2 separate regions of the Mus musculus genome follow, and region 1 is linked to region 2. A link is a loop called in an ENCODE intact Hi-C map of the cell type or tissue named here. Cell type or tissue: left cerebral cortex. All regions are shown on one strand. Links, peaks and the distances in the headings refer to the core of each region. The heading gives the core; the rest is flanking DNA.

Region 1 (11,067 bases), core at 1,297-9,296, 100 kb before region 2:
TGAAGTTGCCTTGGCGACCCCAAGATGTTTGAGATGCCAGAGCCATGAGTTATCTGCTGAGGAAAGCTGCTAGCAGGGAGTGGAAGCAGCCCAGGAGAAAGAAGTTGGTTGCAGTCAACAAAGATGAAAAAGGAGTTGGAGATCTGAAGACTGCTTTGACATTACCCTTGGAGATGCAGAGTTTGGAGTTTGCCCAGTCAGTTTCCTGTCTTACTTTGGGGATTACAGTTAAGTGATTGGATGGATCTCAGAAAAGTCTTTGAACTTTGAACTTTTAACATTGTTGAGACTGCTATAGACTATAGAGACTTAGGAAGTGGGACTAAATGTATTTTGCATTATGCTATGTTTAGGTATGGCCCTCATATGTTTGAACAAGCCTATGACTCAACTGACTCCAGAATCTGCTCTCTCTTCCTCCCTTTGAGGTGAGAGTGGTGTTTTTGCATGAATCTACTCGGCATCCATCCAAGCCCAGTTTCTCAGCTACTGGGCTGAGAGATTGTCAAGCCGGGCTCTCGCTTCCCTGCTCTTTGGGAACTGAATTAAGCTTTTCACTTCTTTACATTTTGGGAATGAGCCTCACAAAACCTGCCCAGAGGGTGTGGCATTTCCCTTGTTTGGGACACTAAGAAATCGAAAAAAAAAAACACCAAGAAGAATTTGCTTCTGTTTTTAAAAGTGAGCTTTCTTTTTCTGATTATAAAAGGTAAACATGTTTATTACAGACACTTTGGACAAGATATAAAAAGTATACATAACAAAAGACAAAATGATAACCTGTCGTTCCATCCATCCTAACCATTGTCTCCAAGGCAGGACAGACTCCTTCCCACTTTTCATTTTACTTATGTGTTCACATATGTCTGTGTGAATATATACACATGGGCGTATGTGTGAATGCTGGTGGGGGCCAGAAGAAAGTCTCAGATTCCTTGAAGCTGGGGTTATAGGTTTCCAGGAGCCATCTGATGTGTGTGCTAGGATCAGAACTTTACACCTTCTGATTGAGTGGCAAGTACTCTTAACCACTGAGCCATCTTTCCAGCCCTCTGCCACTTTAACAAAACAGAATGCTTATGTGCATGTGTGTGCGTCTTAGCATGCATATGTGAATCACTTGTGTAAGGAACCCAGAGAAGTCACCATAGGGCACTGGATTCCCTGGAATTGGAGGTACAGATGACTGTGAGCTGCTAGGAGGTGCTGAGAATTGAACCAGGGTCCTCTGCAAGAGTAGTATGTACTCTCCTGCCCAACTCCTCTCCCATTAAAAAGAAGATGAGTCTTGGTTTGGTGTGTATTAGACCTAGTTAATGTACAGATGTATCAGTCAGCTAGTGCTGTGTAATAAGCAGTCGCACACACACACACACACACACACACACACACACTCATTGGTGTATACTCTAACCATTTATTGGTCTTTCGTGGGCCTGTGAGTTGACTAAGGACCAAATAAATGGTTTATGTGGATGAAAGTCTGTTCCATTCGACTCACATCCTTCTGGAACCAGGGGTCTCCCTGAGGCATGATCTCAACATGGTCAAGCTCACAGGCACTGCACAATCATGTATTAATTCTCTGCTAGAGTCAGACTCCAATAACATCTTACTGGACAAAGGAAGTCACATTGCTAAACCCAATTCCGAGTTGGAAAAACAGACTGTCTAGCGGGGAGTTCGGGCCAAAGCATGGATTTACACACGGCCACAGTAGGATGGCAACCTGGTGCCAATAATTCAATCCATCGTGTGAGGTGGGTTTAATTGTAACCCAGCCTCTTGGTGCGGACAAAGGAAAAGCACGCCAAGAACTAAGAGCATCCAGAAGAACGCGTTGCCTGTAGCAGGTTTGCAGAGCACAGGGATTATTTCTGAAGCAATGCCATCCTTAAACACTGGAAGCTGGTGAGGGTGGGCTGCTAAGGGACACATACCTGCGCATGCTCAGTCTGAGGTGGGCCCCGCTAAGGGACACACACCTGCGCATGCTCAGTTTGGCGCCCCCCCCCAAGGGACACACACACACACACATACATACACACACCTGCGCATGCTCAGTCTGAGGTGGGCCCCCACTAAGGGACACACACCTGCGCATGATCAATCTGAGGTCCTAATTTAATGAGGGAAGATGGCAGGCACATTTTGGGAAATGCTTCGAAGGACTTGGGAGAAGCAAAACCGGGGAAAAGGCCAGAGACTGCCCTCAGTGCCAACCCGCATGGTTGAGCAGGTTCCAGAACTGGTTTTTAAACTCTAGGGAACACACAGATTCCTGAGAAGGGATTTCCTGTCCAGGTGATTGACAGGACCGTTTGGATTAACTTTAAAAGGGGGAGGGGACAGCTGTTTTGGTTTTTATCAGAAAACCTATGGATACACAGCATTTTTTTTTTTACAGGCTGTTTAGAATGCTCTCTTCAGCCAGAGTCAAAGATACAAACTCAGGTTCCATTTTTATGTAGGTGGGAGCATGTGTATGTGCCACAACACATGTGTGGAGGGCAAAGGACAACATATAAGAGTCGGTGTTCTTCATACACCACGTGGGTCCAGGCGAGAGAATTCAGGTCTTCCAGCTCGGTAGCAAGTAACCTGTTCTAGATGGATCTCTGATGCTTTGATAAACACCATGACCAAAGGAACATGGTGAGGAAATGGTTTATTTGGGTTACTCTTCCATGTCACAGTCCACCGCTGAGGGAAGGGGGTGGGGGACAGGAACTGAAGCCAAGACTAACAGAGGACCGCTCCTCATTAGTTTCCTCCCAGGCTCAAACTCGGCTTCCTTTCTTACAGAGCCTTGATTCTCCTGCATCAGGATGGTAACTCTCACAGTGGGCTAGGCCCTCCCACATCAATGAACGATCAAGAAAATGCCCCAAAGACAAGCCCACACACCAATCTAAAAGAGGCCATTCTTCACTGGAGGGTCTCTTCCTGGCTGTATCAAGTTGACAACAGAGACATCAAGTTGACATCACAGTGCCTGATGAGCCGCTCGTTGGGCCCTCAGACCCCATTCAGTGCCCCAGCTTCTTCAGTCTCCATCGATATCCGACTAGCTACCTAGCCTAGCCCTAGGACCTCAGATCAAACTGCGCTCCAGAGAATTATGAAAACGGATCCACCATGTCAAAGAGCTCATCTCGGACACATTCACACTGTCCCTCAATTTGTCTTTTATATGGTTGAAACACCTAGCACTTTCTAGGCTGTTCTTAGTCATTTTCTCGATTTGCTTGACTGTGAACCCTCCCTGCCAGTTTTATTTATTTTCGTGAGTTTGGGGTCCTGGGCTGAGTGAAAAATGAGGACTGCGAGACAAGTAGGCAGCGACATCCGCCTCTCCCTGCTCCCCCACAGCAGACACACTGTGACCAGCTGCTCCACAAGTCTTCCTTTCTGTGATGGCCTGCAGCCCTGCAGCGAGCCCCCACACACCCATCTTTCCATAAGCTGTTTTTGTTAGTATTTTGTCAAGAAACAAGAAAAGCAACCAACACTACTCACCACAGCCCCGGGACTCAAGTCGAAAGCTTGCCCTTAGCCTGCTGTTGGGGGGTTCTTGTTCACAATTTGTCCTCTTCTCAGGCAGCCATGATGGCTTAGGCCCTTAGTATCTGCCCCAGTGCCTTGGCCACCTTTTCCAGCTCCTCCCCAACTTCTTCCTTCTGAAATTCATGCAAGAGGATGGTGGCCTCCTTCTTGACACAGCCTCCTTCACTGTTCCCTTTCTTGACTGACACACACAGTCTCCCTCTCCCCCTGCTACAGAACTCCCTCCCTGTTCTGCCCAGTGGAGCCTGCCACCCACTGATGACAGCCCACTGTCATTCACCATCCGCCACTGTGTACAGCTCTCCATTGCTGGCAGCTAGCTCACTGGCTGCTCGTCACCGCCCCCCCCCCCCCCCACACACACCAACAGGCCTGTGGAGTGAACAGCACAGCCAAGGTACAGCTGCCTGTGGCTTCCTGGGGACACACATTCCCTACTCTAAAGGAGGCGTTTCAGGCTCTGTGTGTATGTGGGTGACTCACCTCCTCACCCAACTTTAGGGTAGGAAAACCAGCTCAGAGAAGAGCCTTCTTCTGCCAGACCTTCTGAGGGCTGATGTATTCCAAGCAGTGGGAAGACACTTGGTGTGGGTAGCTTCTGGGGGACTCATGATCAGAGCGCCTACAAATCTAGTCCCCTGTTAGCTCCCTGGCCGTTGTGGTCAAGCACAACCCTCACAAATCTGGTGACGTGGAGACTCCTTCACATTCCCCATGACTGATATTCCTAACAGACAAACTGTCAGAAGCACATTGCATTAAGAGGCCACAGTCACAGCAAGAAAGATCCTGGAGCCCAGAGGTGACAGGCCACACAAATAGAGGGGCCCTGTCCTACATATGCCACCAATTCTCTATCAGCCTACCCCAGGCACTTGTGACAATCCCCCCAGTACGGGTAGCAACAGCACCTCACATCCGGCAGGTTCCAGAACCTTGCCTGCCCCCCTGTTTCCCCACTCCCTGAAAACAACATATGGCTTCCTCCTCCATCTCCTCCTCCTCAGAGGAACAATGGAGAGAAAAAGAGGCAGAGTGAGCTAGCTCATGTGATGCCTGGGACCTAGGCCAGGAGCTCTGAGGATGCTGGGAAATGGGGTCCTGGGGCTTCTCACACCGAGTTGCCTTGGGGATGTCCTCAAGGGTGCGCTGCACTGCCTGAGCCTCCGGCCTTTGAGACTGTGCCCTGACAGCATCCTTGGGCTCCAAGAGTTGCAAGCTCATTCTCACAGTCTCCATCTTGCCCAATACAAATTCCTGAGAAGGAAAATAAACCTCTCAGCTGCTAGTCCTTCTGCCCTGACACCCCCTTCCCAGAGGCCACGGCAGCAACAAAGTGGGGATCTGTAAAGGACAGGACATCAACATCCCAGGCAAGAGCATAAAAGAAGCACAGAGGGGTCAAGTGTCTTATCGGAAGTTGCACAGCCTGCTAGTGTTAGATAGATGACCAGGAGACTAGATTCTTGTGTGGTATCCTGAATGTGACAGTCTGCCACTTCCCATGCTTCTTCAAAAATCCCAACTGCACTGAGTAACGCTGACCTACACTGAGTATCACTGACCCACACAGAGAATTGCTGACCCGCACTGAGTTTCCCTCTCCGAGGGGCATTCGTTTCTATTGCCCCATCTCCAGCTATACCTAACTCAATGTTGGGTGCATTTGGGTGACTGGATGGACTAGTGTCGGATGAGGAACTGATGGGGACCTGATGAAATGAACTTGTGGCAGCCATCTAGACACATGCCTCTTACCCAGAAGTCACAACATTCTGGCTATAATGTGAAGGCTTTGCAAAAATCCCAGGGGCTCACAATTACATGAACACCAGAAGAAATGGCTGTCCCTGAGCTTCACCAGGCAAGTCTTACTCATGGCTACTGCGGCTCGTGGGCGTTCTCGACGTGCAGAGAGACTCAGGATTCTAGCTTGCATGCTTATATTGAGCTTGCATTAACTGAGGTGAGCCTGTGCTGAAGATGCCAGACAAAACAGGTCCTTCAGAGTGCCGCTGAGTGCTGGATCACACCGTGCCTGAAACCCACTCTCAACAGCAGACTTGTCCTGGTGGTGGAGGCAAGTACATCACAACCTCGAATTCACTACAGAATGACAGCAATCAAGACGGACGGTGTGGCTTTGGTGCAGGAGGTGTCAGGCAACTCAAAGGGACAGCACCCAGAAGCTGGGTTAACAGAAGGGGGCTAGCATCACACACCTTTCAGAGGTGATGGAATGACCTTGTATTAAGTAGTACAATTTTTTTTTTTTTTGAGAAAGGGTTTCTCTGTGTAGCCCTGGCTGTCCTGGAACTCATTTTGTAGACCAGGCTGGCCTCGAACTCAGAAATCTTCCTGCCTTTCCCTCCTGAGTGCTGGGATTAAAGGCGTGTGCCATCACGCCCGGCTCTAAATAGTACAATTTTGACGGGCAGCATTAAGGGTATACTTAAGGGAGGCATGTTTTTAACGTATGTGAATTTTTATCTCAAAAACGTTTTAAAGAAATAAATCCATGCTCTGCCACTGGTTGAAGTCAGTCTGACGTTTTCCATTGCTGCAGTGATAAGTATCTCAGTGGGGGTGGGGGGGGCAGCAAAGAGGCAGCACAGGGTAGTTGGCTGAGTCCCAGAGGAGGGAGTCAAGGCTTCTCCTAGCACTAGAGCCCCCAACTCTAGAACATTCTCATGTGTCTACCCATGTGTCCTCCTGTGTGCAAGGGGATGCTGTGTGCATGTCTCACATGTGTGAGGGGGTGTGCATCCAGCAAGGTAAATGAGGTATGGGAGTTGTGGCCTTGGCCAAGGTGGTCTCCATATAAACACCAACAAAGGCAGACATACACCTGTGCACCCCCTCCCAATCCCCTTCACTTACGTGGTGCTTGGGTTTGTTGAGAGGCTAACAGAAACTGTAGGGTCAGGGTTACTATTGCTATGCTAAAACTCCATGTCCAGATGTAAGTAGGGAAGGAGAGAGTATATTTCACTTACAGTTCCATAGAACAGTTCATCGCCAAAAGCAGTAACAGCAGGGACTCAAGCAAGGCAGGAACCTGGAGGCAGGAGCTGATGCAGAGGCCATGGAGGGCTGCTGCTTATTGGCTTGCTCCCCTTTGCTTGCTCAGCCTGCTTCCTTATAGAACCCAGGACCACCAGCCCAGGGAAAGCCCCACCCACAATGGGCTGGGCCCGCCCCCATCAATCACTAATTTAAAAAAATGTTTTACAAGCTTGCCTACAGCACAGTCTTAGAGAGGCGTTTTCTTATCTCCCATTCTCAGATAACTGGAGCCTGTGTCAAGTTGATATGAAATTGGCCTGCACAGAGACCCTAGATGCCGCTGCCTCAGTACCCATGGGAAGGCAGGCTCTGTGGGCATCTGTCAGTCCTTTTCTGACCAGAGAAGAGGTTCAGTGTCAGGCAAGCTGTCAGCTGAGGAGCAACACCACTGGGCCATGTTGTTGATGGGCAGTTGCACTTAGCTAAGCAGCAGGTTGTGCAGGAGGACAAGGCTCAACCCACCTTTCAGCACCCCTGCCATGACCCGTATCACTCCAGCCAGAGTGTCCTCTACCTGGAACCACCCCCGAGTCAGTCTTCCACTCTGAGAGCTCGTGGAAGCTCCTCCTGCTACACGGCCTAAACAGTCCTTACAAAGAGAGCTTGGGTGAACCCTCTCAGTTGGGCCTCTTGACTGGAATCATCAGCTCTTCCTTGGGTGATGGGTGCAGAGTTGGGTGAGTCTGAGGAACTCAGTGGACCTCATTCTGGCACGTTGGTGGCCTGGGACTTAGTCTTCTAAGGTCATGGCCGGATGCAATGGCTTTGCCTCTCAGCTTTGAGAGGAGAATGCACAGCTGGATATAAAGGTGCAAGTCTGCCAGCCCAGCACTTGGTCAGCAAGGCAGGAGATTTGTGAATCCAAGGTCAACCTGAGCCGCATACTGAGACTCTGTCTTAAAACACAGGGTGTGGAGGGCAGGCAGAGAGTCTCTACTCTGCCACCCAGCTCCTCTCTCTGCCCCTTGTTTGGAAAACAGAAGCCTCCAGACTGGACTTCAACTCTGGCGTCTTTTAAGCAAAGAGCCCCAAGGGCCCTCCCTGACTTTGGAGCTGAAAGGCAGAGATGAGGGGCATTGTGGCTCATGGATGGTGAAGGGAGAAAGCCAGAATACATTTCTCAGACCAGGAGGGGCCTTGAAGTGCCAAAATCCCAGGTCCTCGATTAAATCTGTGTGCTGAGCACAGGACAGCAGGATGACCAGAATAGCATACAGTGACACCCAGAAACTACTGTGCCCGCCACAAATGTTGCAGAGGTTCGAGGAAAGACTGAATGAGGTGCCAGGCTTTAGGATAGAACAGGTGGGTCCCAGCTATAGGCATTAGCAGAGCTGGCCTCAGTTCTCCCAGCTGAAGACAAACATCTGCCCATCCCAAAGGACACCCGGGAAAGCTGATGGCCACCAAGAAGAGAGTGGGATGCACAGGCTCTGTGTCTGCTGTTCGTATGTGTCTGTTTGTCTGATTAGGCCTGTCTGTATTTCCATGAGTTTATACGCATGTGTGTGTTTGCATCCGTATTTATATATCTATGTCTCTAGGTTTCTCTTTGTAGCCTCTCTCTGTTTCTCTCTGTGTCTCTGTCTTCCCCCCTCCTCTGTGTGTGTGTGTGTGTGATGGCATATTGGGTGACGCTGGTTGCTAGCTGACTGAACTCATATTGTAGCTTCCAGCATACAAGTATGCATCAAATATCAAAGATGGATTTTATATCAAAGGGATATCAAATGTCCCTTCTGGAAGGGGACTCTGGCTTCTCTCTGCCCACCTCTCTCCTTGACATCTCTTCTGCAGCTGGCACAGTCAGATCTTCAGGCTCTGAGGTGACAGGGGTGAGAACATCTTGGTTTACCAGACTCTCTGGGGTATCCACAGAGCTTGGTCCTGCCCAGAGGAACTCTGTACCACTATTGAGTGAGTGGGCGGACACAGAAGGCCCTGGGAGATGCAGGACAGAGTCAGACTTACAGCCTCAGGACTGACTGAGGCTCAGCCATACTGGCTGTGGGGCTATGCTAGGCAGACAGACACCAGGATGTAAATTGGGGTGACACAGGGCCGATCGAGTGGCCTCCTTTCCCCGATGCTAACTTGCAAATGACAAGAATACTCTGGCTAAAATGCTCCCTAAAACTTGGTAACAAGCCACACTTTCACGCAAAGTTCTTAACTCACAATCAGGAGTGAGGAGGAGTCATAAGGAACTAAACAATTGGACCTTCGGTAAAAGACAAATATAATCCTGAGTACTGTGGGAAGAAATGCCCAGTGTGGACACAGGATGCTCTCCAAAGAAAAGCTACCAGGTGGCGCAGTTCCAGATCACTACCACTAGGGGGCAGAGGCTCTGCAAATATCCCATTGTACTAGTCTTGAACTAACCAATCGGCCAACCAACCTTCTGGCTCCCGGTGGCAGTGTAACTGGGCAGTTTCTGTCACCTGCCACCTCCTCATTCTGGCAACAATTCTCCTCCCTATAAGATAGCCATAAAGGAGAAAGTGGGGAAGCAGTATTTTTTTTTTTAAACGCTTTGGAGGAGGTTGCTGTTTGGCATCTCACAAGATCTTTCGTCCTACTGTGCGTCCCCATTTGACACATAAGGAAACTGAGGCTCAGAGAGGGTACACATGAGCCACATAGACAGTCAGAGATTGGTCTTGGACTGACACCTGCAAGGATCAAAGAAGACAGCCTCACCTAGACTCTCCTGTAAAAAGGGGTCTCCAATTCTCTCTGATCCAGGGCAAGTGGTTTAGGCTTTAAATATCACCTACGGCACAATGGTTCTCTTTGCTAGAGTCTCCAGGCTCTGGAGGACGGCCTGCTCTATCTGAGAGAAGAGCTCCTGGCGCTGTGGGGCATCCTGGATGGCTGTGAAGAGTTTGCCATGGAGATCCACCATGGTGTCCACCAGGGTTACCTGGGATTCCTCCCATCTCTGCAACCTGTGGAGATGGATCCAAGTCAGATGGACAGATGCCCCCTTCAGCAGCTACACAGACAGAACATAGAGCCCTGTCACTGAGTGGAGCTAGGCAGTCAGACCAGGTTTACTCCAGGACCGTGGGGCAGAGCCAATGGCTCTCTGAGTGCACCTTCTACCTCCTGATTTCTCAACAGAAGCCTGGGCACAGGCCATACCACTTGATGGCTGGGGACACCATGAAAGCATGACATCGTACTAAGCAGGAGGTGACTGAGGAGGATTAGCAGACTAATCTTAGGAGCCTAAGAGCCGAGCACAGGAATGTCCTGTTTGACGGAGCAGGTTCAGCAGGTGCAACAGGTGTCTGTTACAAAGAGACACATGACCTTGGCTCAGCACTCAAGGCCAGATCCTGTCCATATCTCCCACTAATCCTTGAATTCAGAAACTTTCCACCATGAGCCTGCTCTGCAGTGCTGTGGCACCCCCACCCAACCCCATCCGTCTGCCAGGGCCATTTCTCTGCTGAGCCCCACCAGAGGTCACCTGTGACACCTTGTCACCTCCAGGGAAGAGCTGGGATTTCAGAGTTCCTTCCCCACATCAGAACCTTCATCGTGGCTATTAAATCAGATGGGGGTTGGAGCCCCAGCCCACCACTGGCTGACCTTAGAAAAGGTCCTTACCTACCTATCCTCTTTGTACCTTAGAGCTTGTGAGGAGATTTGAGAGAGCCTAACTAACATGGAGTAAATATTATACATACTCTATTTTTGTTTCTGTTGCTGTGATAAGCATTCTGGCCAAAACACCAAAAGTAAAGCAGAACAAACAAAAAACCTCAAGTCACAGTTCATCATGTGTCCAAGTCAAGGCATCAGGAACTTAAAACAGTCACAGCGCATCCTTAGTCAGGAGCAGAGAGAGGTGAACACATGCATGGCTCCTTCCTTGCCTACTCACTTGAACTCAGTTAGCGTTCTCTACTCTTCGATAGGTCAGAACTTCCTGCCTAGGGAATGATGCCACCCATAATGAGCTGTGCTTTCCTACATTGATTAAAATGATCAAGACAACCCCCCCACACACACACCCAGAGATATCTGCAGGCCAACCTGACACAGCAGACAATTCATCAACTGAAGCTATCTTCCCAAATGGTTTGAGGTTGCATCAAGTTGACAATTACAGCTAGCCATCACAGCAACAATTCTTATTTTCGGTGATGTTGAAATAATTATATAAGTATGAGTTTTATGTACATTTATTTGTATAGGTATATATATATGTGTGTGTGTAAGCTGCATGTGTGTGTGTGTGTGTGTGTGTGTGTGTGTGTGTGTGTGTGTGTGGTTACTGTTCCCCTTTCCATATACCTATAACCTCCTTGCTGCATAGAAAGAGAAATTGAGAGCCTGAGACCAAGCTTGCCAGAGGTTGCAAGATATCGCCACTAGGCAGCCTAACCCAGGCACCTGGACCCTTTTCCTCTGTGGCACTCA
Region 2 (11,067 bases), core at 1,142-9,141:
CTTCCTGACTGTGGATGCCATGTGCCTAGCCAGGTTCCTGCAGACATACTTGCCTGGTGAAGATTGGCTGTATCTCCTGGAGCTGTTTCTACACATACCCTACCTTTCTTTAAGCTGCTTTGGTCAGAGATCTGTTGCAGCCTCTGAAAGACCCCCCCATCTACCCCCCACCCCAGCTTTCACTGCTGTTGGCTATAACTTTAGGGATCAGGTTTCCACATCAAGGACTGGAGAGATAGAACTTCACCTAGGACCCTCTCTACTAGGAGATGTTCTTGGACACCCAGTTGATATTTCAAGGCCAGCATTTGACATCTCAGAGGGCACCTGCCACAGGTACCAGGCTTGTGAGGGAAGGGCCTGCACTGGTCTCCAAGGCAGTAGCTTAGAGGCCTCAGAGAACCTTAGAAACAAAGGATTCTGCCTTGTACTGCTGTGGGCAGGAGGTAGACCCTGGAAGGAAGTTGTAGGGAGTCCTTTCTCTGCTTTTACTCTGACCAACTTCCTTCTGGATGGCTAGAAGCCAGAAGGGTATCTTTTTTTTTTTTTAATTAGTTTTTAGCATGATAGAGCAGAAGGGAGTGTTTGTGGAGGCAGCAGAAAAGCGGTGACTCACTGTTCTGAAGGCGTTTGGTACACATCAAACCTTACAGAAAGCTGCACTCAGCTAATGCTGCTCCCTACAGGAGCCTGGGTGCAGGGTCACTCCCAGTCCCCAAATCTCAAAGAGCCTATGGACGGCTTCATTTTCAGTTGGCCAAGAAAAGTTACAGCTTCCTTCTTCTGCCCCTTGTTGATCTTCAGCCATGGTCAGCGAGTGCCTGGCTTTTGGCCTCTAAGCTTCTGCTTCTTTTGTGAGTTGTTGAAACACAGCGCTAAAATAATTAAGACGTCAGATTTTATGTCTTTTGTGCCCATTTTTATGACAACATTTGCCTTTTTCATATCAATTCGCAGCACTGCTTTGTACATTAAGGATATTAATCCTTGCAGTACAGCGCGGGCTGCGGAGAATATTTTCTCACTGTGCCTCGACATTGGATTTTATTTATGGCGTTTTTTGGAGTCAGGCTGTTCAATTTATAAGTGGTCAAATCTATTAATCTTTTCTTTTATGAGTTTGCTTTTGGTTTCATACTTAGAAAGCTCCTTTCCCAGGCCAAAATTATATAAACATTTATATTTTATTCATTCTTTGTGATTTTTATATTCCCCAAAGTAATTTTTACATTGAAGTAAGGAATTATTTGGGGATACAGTATAAAGTTATAAATTATGGCATAATTTGATTTCCTTTATAATTTGTGGGGCTGTCTTTAACATTTATTAAATTCAGATGATATTTAACAGGTAGCCAAGATAGATGATTCATCAGGTAGACAGACAGACAGACAGACAGACAGACAGACAGACAGACAGAAATCTAGACTGTCTTTTTTATTCCATTATCCTGTCTGATACTTAGATTTATCATGTCTTCTTAAAAATGTAAATTTTCCAGGACCATTAGGGTGTGGTATGACATAATTAATTAACAAATATATATTGAGCTGGGCCTAGTAGCACAGGCCTGAACACTCCAGCCCGTCTGGCATCTGGGCAGGAAGATTTTTAAGTTCAACTTTGTCTACAAGTGAGTTCAAGGAGAGTCTGGGCAACCTTGTGAGACACTGTCTCAGAAAAAAAAGTAAAGAGAAGACTGAGGCTGTAGCTCAGTGGTGGAGCACTTGCTTGGCAGGCCTGGGGCTTTGGGGCTCTTCCTGAGTCCTGCAGGCAAAGGATTAAAAGGAAGGGAGTTTATACTGAGAGGCTGCACAGACTTTTTCTATACCGGAACATGTTTTTTTTTTTTTTTTTGTTTGTTTGTTTTTTTTTTTGTTTTTGTTTTTTTTTTTTTTTTTTGTTTTTTTTTTTAAGCTTGTTGATTGTGGCCAGTAATTTGCATGCAGCCAGTTCTCCTTGCTTTGGGCATCCAGTGTGATGGATTTGACAGGTCCACACAGCAGGGAGTCACCAAGACAATTCCTCACGACACACAGCTATCTCATGCTCTCAAGAAAGCATCGTCTACTACTTTTATTTTAAACAGTAATGTTTTATAAGTTGGAAAATGTATCATCTTTACTATTTTCTTTTTTTGAAGCAGAATCTCACACCAATCAGGCTGGCCTGAAACTTGATATGCAGCTGAGGCTGGCCTTGAACTCTTGGTTCTCCTGTCTCCACCTTCAAAATACTAGATTATAGACTTATGCCACCACACCCTGTTTCTAGGCTGGAGACTGAACCTAGGGCTCTGTGCATGCCAGGCAACTTTGTCAACTGAGCCACATTTCTAGCTCTTTTTCTCCATCTTAAAATGTACAGTACAGTCGTGTTAGGTCCATCCACAGAGTTGGGCAGCAGATCAGCGAGGCTTTTCATGTCGCCAATTGGGCACTTCTAACTCTTCAAAGTTTCCTACTCCCTTTCCTAGTCCCTATGAAATGCCATTTGTCATCCAGCTTAGTCAAATTGGCTCCTCTGGGTACTTGGTATAAATGTGGTTGGTTGCACTGAGGGGTTGGCCCTTGTGGGTTGAAAATATTGGAGAAAAAACCCAACTGCACCTGTACTGGCCTTTGCAGGCACTCCTTCTTCAATTCTCTGAGTCACACAGTGGGAGTTCTGATGTATCATGTGCATGGCGCTAGGTACCATGAGACATAGATAGTTCAAAGTCTGCAGCAGGATGTATGTAAGGCATGCATGTTCTGTTTTCCACAGAGTATCTAGTACCCTGAGGCCATGGAACCTCAGAGGCCGAAGATCACTGTCTGTCTGAGTAAAACATTCCTAAGGCCCACCATATCCCAACATTGAAAGACTTCTCTCTGTGTGTGCATGTTCTTATGTGTGCAAACATGTACTTGTGTGTATGTGAATGTGGAGGCCAGAGATCAGCCTCAGGGGTTACTCCTCAGAAGTCAGCCACTTTGATTTTTGAGACAGGGTCCCTCATTGACTTGAGGCTCACCAATTAGGCCAGACTGGCTGCCATTGAGCTCCTACTACCCTCCTGTTTCCGCTTTCCTGGGGCTGGGATTACAACTGTGTGCACAAGGCCTGACTGTTTGCATGGATGATAGCGTTCAAACTCAGGTCCTCAGACTTATATGACTAACACTGTCACCAAACAAGCAATTCCTTGGCCCTCCTTTTTCTCTTAAACACTGCGTTGTACTCTCAGCATCTCACTCCTGCAGGCACTAGGTCCTCATCTGTTTTCCCTCTTGTCTAGTTTTCTTCTCCAACAGTGGTGGCATGCACAGCCCCTCCCAGTGTGCAGGCTTCTGAGACTGGCTTTCACTTCCTGTAATATGTAAGAGGCCCATCCTTGTAGTGGGGATGCTGTGTGTCCTGGCTGTCTCCCATTGTTGAGCCACACTTCATTGTGTGACTGCATCAGAGCTGATTTATCCATTTCCACGCTGGATATAAATTTGGGTTGTTCATGTTTTTGTTATTACTGCCTCATAATGCATTTTTATAGTGAAAGCGTCCAATTCCAACTGTAGTAGCTCATCTTCCATGACCGTAATGAAATATCCAATGCTAGGGGTTTTCTTAAGAGACAAGGTTTATTTAGATCTCATGTTTAGGGATTCAATGTCCAAACAGCATGGCGCCAGCTCTGCTAAGGGCTCCACTGTCTGCTTGGCCTCATGGCAGATGGGCTCACCATAGGCAGGTGCAAGAGTATGAGGTTATGTGTCTAGACAGAGAGGGAGAGAGACTTGAAAAGACCTGGCAGGTTTTTATAACTACTGGTTCAACAGAGAAAAGGCCCACCATGGACAGCACCTTCAATGCTCCAGTTATTTCCTATTGGGTCCTGTCTCTTAAAGGCCCCACTACATCTCCACGCAGGGGAGACATTATACAATATGCAAATCACGGCGTTGCTGTGCAGGTGCCAGATGCAGCCAGAGTTAGAGGAGAAGCAAGCACCCCTAGAATATGGAAGTGAGAGGGGAGGGACCAACCTCCTCACAGGTCTGAGTCACGTCAGAGGACTTACCGAAATAGCCAGCTCTTACAGAAAATGAAAACCAAAACACCAACCAACTACACACACACACACACACACACACACACCCCTGCACCTTCCCCACTCCACACTTGCCTGCCAAAAAGGTCTGGGGAGATGTTTCTGCTAATAAAACGTTTGCCTCTAAAGCAGAGGGCCTGAGTTCAAGTTTGAGCCCCCATGTGGATGGTTTTTGTTTGTTTCTTGTTTTTTACTGTGGTTTTTTTTTTTTTTTAATAGTAGAAACATTTTAGAATTCTAGTGCTAGAGAGGTGGAGGCAGGCAGATCCCTAAAGCTGACTGGCCGAACTGCCTAGACTCTGTGCTGAGTTCCAGGCCTGAGGAACAACATGGAAGGTTGTTATCTGGCCTCTACATGTGTATCTGGGTGAGGACATTTTCCTGGCATCTACAAGGCTCTGGGTTCCATCTCCAGGATTGCACACACCCACACACCCACACCCACACCACACACACACACACACACACACACACACACCACACCACACACACACACACACATACACACACAGCATACACACCCACCCCCCCCCCCACACACACACAGTGTGTCTCTTATGATTCTGACATAAGCTCAGGATCCACATCCCAGAGCCATTGCTTGCTGATGGTGTGACTTTAGACAAATCACTTGGCCCCTGGGAGTCCCAGTTTCATTGTGTATAAGATGGAGTCAGGAATGTATCCTTCATTTAGCCATGGAGGTGGACGAGATGCCATCTGTAAAGAATCTGATGGAGTTTGTGATTCATAACACACCCACTGTGGGCGTCACTCTTAATTGCCCATCTTTGGAAAAACCAAGGTGCAGAGTACTGACCATACGCTCCACACTGCTTCAGCCTCCCACCTAAGGGAAGCTGTGGTCCTGGCTGAGGCACCAGGCTAGCTTCCTCTGCATCCCACCCCCACCCTGGGCATCTCTCAACTGCATCTTGCACACCCAGACTCCCACCTGAGCATCTGGTGAAGAAATCACCAGGGAACCACAGGACTCCTCAGCCTGGGCGTGTCGTCTCCACAGGCCCCCAGCTCTGGCCCATCGATTTGCAGGAGCAGAGAAAACAAGCTCCTGGGAAATAACAGCCCCATCAGACAACCATTCTCCACTGCACCCTTCAAGGTGGTCAACAGCCCTTTGGCTCTCATCCTAAAGATGGAGGGGAGGCACGAGTCCACCAAAGTCCAACCTGCGCTGCTGGCTGCCTGAGAGCCAGAAACTGTGATGGATGGAGCCCCTGTGACACTGAAGGAAAGTCACAATCTCTATACATCACCAGAGCGGTGCAAGGATCTACATCGTCGCTTGTCTCCAAGCCCCAGCCCCAAAACTTTAGTTTTAGGAGAGTAAGGGCCACAGTTGTTTATTTCCACACCTAGTAGGCCCTAGGTAAATATGAGATACATGAGTGAGTGAATGAATGAATGGATCCTTGTTCTGTCTCTCCTGCTGTTAGAATTTTGTCCAGTCACTATGGACCAGTTAAATAGCCAGTGGGAGCCTTATTTTCCTCATCTGTAAAATGGAGCTGCGGGGAGCATTCAGTCTATATCCCAAGCTCCGAGAGGATTGGAAGATGAAACTTTAGTGAAGTTGAGGTCGAGGTGGTGGAAAACAGACATCATGAGTTCAAGTCTGGGCAGGCAGCTGACTCAGAGTACAGCTGACCCCTAGGATATCTGGTGGCTTTTCTTAAATCTGGGTCCCATCTGCCTTGGAGCGACCATACAGAATCAGGGCCTCCTGTGTTTTCTGCAGCATGTGGCATTCCCAAGGGACGTGGGATGCTTGGGTGTCATGGGTGGAGGGACATCCCTGTTTCCCTACGGCAGGCTCACAAGGCAGAGTTCACAGTGGGAACCTAGCATTTGTGTGGGCATGGTGCTTCAGATACCAAGGTGAGGATGTCACTCTTAATGACCAGGACGGTGGGGGCTATGGGAGGTTCTGGAGCAGCAAATAGACCTGGTAGACCTTACCTTTGTTAGACAATTGATGCTTTAATGCCTCCCCCAAAAGGAATCTGTAGTGGACATTGGTGGTACTTGGAGTCAAGGAATGAAGGAAACAGCCGGGAAGGTCACTGTCCCACGGGGCGGCAGCAGCCCTCTACAGGCATGGATGCAGGAGTCCTTCAGTGCTTCAAGTCTGCATCCTGAGATGGACATCGAAGGGTCCAGCGTGGGGATGCCAGGGGCTCTATGCTCACAGTAACAGCAGGGAGCAAGGCTGGGGTTGGGTTGGCCAGAGTGGGCTGAGACCCGGAGAGAGAAAAATGACTCAGAGAAGGTCTGTGGATCCTAAGCTAGACCTCTGCAACAGGCTCGGGTGCTGTTGGGGCGACATGGGTACTATTCCTCAGGAGAGCCAGGCATGAGCGGGGAAACTCCTTATTTTCCCCCAGGATTTTCCTTTCCGGACACTTTTCCCAAGCCACCAGGGGCCTTAGGCATGTACCCACAGTACAGTCATGAGGAAGAGAAGGGGTGCCTTCCATGAAATGTGGGTGAGGCCCACCTGGACTCCTCCTTCTTCCTCCCTATGTTCCCAGTAGCATCCCCTGGGCACCTCATGGGTGTGGAGCAAGCAAGAGAGTCGAGCCATTCTTAGGGGGTGGAGTCCTTTCTTTGTATGGAGTTTTCAGAAAAAACTGAGAAGACAGTAGCATAGTTTGAAGATGCGACATAATTCATATTCCTGGCTTCCTGAAACCAAACCTCATCAAATGCTCACCTCCAACACCACTGCAAGAAGAAAGAGGAGGGGTGGGAGGAAGAAGGGGAGGGAGGAGGGGAAGGAAGAGGAGGAGCGGGCAGGGAGGAGGATATACTGGGACATCTCTGATGGAGAACTTGCTGGCAGCAGGACCAGCCAATATTTTCTGCTGTAACTGATCACCATGCTGTGAAAAAAGGTACCCTACTCCTATAGCTATCTGCAGGCAGGGTCAGCAGAGCCCACACAGGGTAATGAACCCTCCTAGAGAGTCTTGGCAGAGCCATCATTGGTTGAAGATCCCCTGGGCCCCACCCCCTATGTGAAGATTGACAGCTTGTCCATGCTGTAGGTTCTGGGCAGTTACAGGTCTTCACTCTTGGGCTCTTCTGAATAGAGCATTAGTTCATTCTTCGCTCTCTTCCCCTTTCCAGGAAAGACAGCCTGGGCCCTGGAGAGTGTGCAGATTGACCACAAGGCAACAACATTACCTGACCCAGGAAGACAGAACTAGACACTGGCCCACTGATGCCCTACTCTGAATCGGGGAGGTGTGACCCAGGATCAGGACAGAAGTAACATCCAAAATGAAAAAAAAATATATATATATACCTTAGTCCCAGCCTTGTTCTAAGAGAAAAGTATTCAGTCTAGGAGGCTGCCTCTCTGTCATTTTATAATGAAATTCATTTCTTTTACCCCAAGCCTTTAATGACTAAGTTAAGCAAACTGTGGAAGGGGGATTTAGGCTCAGGCAAGTGGGCGGGACATGCTCAGAGACCTGTCACTCACAGGAGGCTGAGTCGTGACTCAGAGGCTTTTACATACAGCACCCACACGAGCAGGCATACACACCTGCAGATACCACGCAGGTACATGAGCACATGCATGCACACGCACACAAACACACGCACATACACACACATGCTCCATCACCTCAAACCTCCAATTGCAGCTCCACTGTGACACAGAGAGCCCTTTCTGCATTCCTCACTTTCCTAATCTGTAAAGTGGACAGTGTCACTCTCAGGTCACTGTCTGACACATGAATGGCAGAAGTGTGCAGACTCAAATAAAGTTACTAATGCCAGCTTTGACAGCAGCTCACTGAGTGTTCCAACGGGTGACCACTAGACAGCCTTCCATGCCCTGCTTGTTTACTTGTTTCTAGAATTTTCCTTTTGTTCCTGTAACAGTGCTTTAACAGATGATCCCCGAAGGCAGTCCAGGTTGGGAGCCATGATGGAAGCTCTGATGTGAGGAGGCCCAGCTTTACTGAGCAACTATTATGTGCCAAGTCTTACACTAAGAACTTTTCCTCATCTGACATCTTATGGAAAACCAATGGCATCCTCACAAACCCTTTGAGACGGTGAAGCAGAGTTCTGGAGTCAGAGAGTCCCTGCCCCGGCTCCATCCACCCCTACGGTTAAGAAGCCATGAAGCCACGGAAGACTAGGGGTCCTCAGGGCAGAACTGAATCCTAGAGGAGTTTGTCTTAGTTAAGGTTTCTACTGCTGTGATTGAACACCACGGCTAAAAGTAACTTGTAGAGAAAAAGGTTGATCTAATCTTACAGCTTACACCCCATCACCGAGGGAAGCCAGGGCAGGAACTATAGAAGACCAGGAACCTGGGGGCAGGAGCTGAAGCAGAGGCGATGAAGGGGTGCTGCTTACTGGCTTGCTCCTCTTGGCTTCTTCAGCCTGTTTTCTCATACAATCTGTGTCTTATATTCAGGGCTGGGAGCAGCAGAGTGGGCTGGGCGCTCCCACACCAATCACCAATCAAGGAAATGCCCACAGGCTTGCCCATAGCCCAAGCTTATGGAGACCGTTTTTCCAGTTGAAGTTTCCTTCTCTCAGATGACCTTAGCTGTGTCAAGTTGACAAAAGAAACAAAAATAACAGACCAAACAGAAAAGCCAAAACAAACTAACAAAAACAATAAGCAAACAGGAATAACAAAACAGTCAAACACAACAAAACAAGCAAATAAACAAATACCAGCCAGCACATTCATGGTTCCCACTTCTACAGCATCCCAGACGCCAAAGATCAGGGTCTCCTTCCTGTACCTGGCAAGAAAACCAAGACCTCCCCTAGCTCAGTGCTGCTCCAGAGTCGGAGTCCTGCCCCCTCCAGCTTCCCTGAGCTCCCCTCACAGGGGATTGTTCCATACCAGGCTGAGTCAGGATCTGCTAAGCCCTTCACTGTCACTGCCCCTGGAAAGGCAGCCTCACCCACTGCAGCCAACAGCCCCAGTAGCTCTGGAGGAGTGATTGCCTGCCCTGCCTCCCTGGCCCCTCCCCCAGGCCCCTTACCCCCCTCTTCCCAGCCCACCTGCACCGGAAGTGTCACATGCTACCCTGGTGTCCAGATACTTTCTCCTGGGACTCACACCGGAGTGGAGGTCCCACAGAATCCCTTGCATCTCAAGCCCCTCTGAGGTGAGCTGTGCCCCCGTCCCTCCTCAGTCAGTCCTCCCTGCAGCCCAGTAAGAAGGACAACAAAATCCTGCTTTTTAACACAGGAGGAAAAGCCCATGGAAGCAAACCCACTCATCTAAGGTGCCTCAGTCTGTAGATGGCAAGGACAAAACCTGAGTCTAAGAGGGTCTGACACAAATGCTGGGTCCCCTTTCCACTCTGTCTCTTGGAGACCAGCCTTTGGCTAATACTGATCTTAACCACATACCTACTGCCTCCACCCAATGCTTTGAACTTCACTTGGTCATGACTGTCAGCAGATGTGGGGGTGCACGCGGTGGGGGAGGTGCAGGATCATGGCTGCCCAGGACAGGGCTAAGTCGTCTGTCTATGTCAGGTTTCTCAATGAAAAGCCAGTGCACATATAGGATTGGGGCTGAGTGACAGCCAGAGAGCGGTAGCTGTGGACCAGGAGGCAGGGCCTAAGCCTTGCGGCTGGGGTGTCAGGAAGAGCCACACCTTCAGTGAGGAGGTCAGGGTCCGGGTAGTGGAAGGCTGCACACCTCAGGCCAGGAAAGAAGCCGTGGCTGCCCTTGGCCTTAGGAAACATCCAAGTACTTCTTCCAGGGCCCAGGCTCATAGCTGGAAACTCAGAGCTGCGGGTCGCGGGCAAGTAAGAAGCCATGCTGCAAAGATGCAGGCTGCCCAGGGAAGGTGAGGAGCAGCCTGGGTTCTCCCATCTAGCACTTCAGTCTGTGAGACAGAGATGAAGCGGGCAGGCTCTGCCCTTGCATGGTCTCAGGTCTGTGGACTTAGGAAACAGTGGGTACATGGCTGTTAAGGTCCCACAGAGCCCAGACTTGGATCTGTGAGGCATCTCTGGGGAGATAAGTACCCGAGTTTACCAGTTATTACCCAAGGCTTGCTCATTTGCAGGACTCTTCCAGCCCTTCTTCCTTGTAGGTTTCTGTCTCAGCCCAAACCACAGGGACCCCTGAGGTGGGGCAGCATAGTTCTCGCTGAAGCAGGTGCTCAATGGGGTGCCCCAGCCATCCCCAGAATGCCACCAAGACAAGAGCTGTGTGGATTATTATATGGGTGTCAGGACTTGGCCACACGGGGTAGAGCTGGCTTCAGGGTTGCTGGGGTCTCTCCCCAGGTGGCAGGTTAGCAGCTTTTTTTCTCAGCCCTGTGGTCCTCAGCACACTGGCCCCACCCCCTTCACTCCTGGAAGCAGAGAGGGCAGAGTGTGAAGTTGTTCACTGGGGCATGGAGGGAGGGGGGGGAAGAGGAGCTGGGTGACTAAAACCCCCTGCAGCTGGGACGTGATTGGGCTGCGGTGAACATCTTCCCATGGCTCTTCCTACAGTGGGCACTATTTTCTCCACATTGAGTCTTCACAGTGAATGCAGAGCTGGGCATCTGAGCGTGTCAAGGACTTGAGGCAGACACTGACAACACACTGGTCAGTTACTTCCCAGGAATGATTGGTCCCATTTGAGCCACCGGGCAATCTAAGTCAGAGACTCCTTTTTTCTGGGCCTGTTGCTGTTTTCAAACTCACTCCTAACTTGATAGTAAGGTCACTATTGGAATAATGTTTCCTCCCTGAGCACATTAGTGAGTAGTCTTCTAATGTTCACTATCATTTTTTGTGCATTTAAAGTATCTCGGGTGTCTCATGAAATGAGGGGCACTGGGTCCCTTGGGAACAAATGTGGGGGTTGGCTTGCCCAATAGTACCAATGGCACAAAGAAGCAAAAAGACCAGAAGAGCCTTGAGATGTGACCTAGTTGGTAGCACTCTCTTGCCTAGTCTGAATGGGGCCATGG

What was found. A loop is a pair of places that touch in the nucleus more often than their neighbours do. Peaks named below come from ENCODE experiments on the same cell type or tissue, not always from the same donor. Only the 100,000 strongest peaks of a DNase experiment are listed, where the experiment ranks them.
Region 1: a loop joins it to region 2, with 17 times the contacts of the local background. A loop is called at or near these places in 1 of 42 quality-filtered maps.

The regions. Positions count from the first base shown.
Region 1 is chr12:103,369,821-103,380,887 of GRCm38, reverse strand. It overlaps a transcript of Otub2 not described here. Among named protein-coding and RNA genes, the nearest start is that of Otub2, 13 kb to the left of the region's middle. In left cerebral cortex, for the core only: CTCF peaks have their summits at 4,717 and 8,951 (motif pointing right); DNase peaks (open chromatin) are centred at 4,005, 4,581, 5,450, 8,974 and 1 more place; H3K4me3 peaks cover 403 bases; H3K27ac peaks cover 1,968 bases.
Region 2 is chr12:103,266,198-103,277,264 of GRCm38, reverse strand. No RefSeq gene overlaps it. Among named protein-coding and RNA genes, the nearest start is that of Prima1, 30 kb to the right of the region's middle. In left cerebral cortex, for the core only: no CTCF peak of the experiment used is centred there; DNase peaks (open chromatin) are centred at 4,017, 4,895 and 7,598.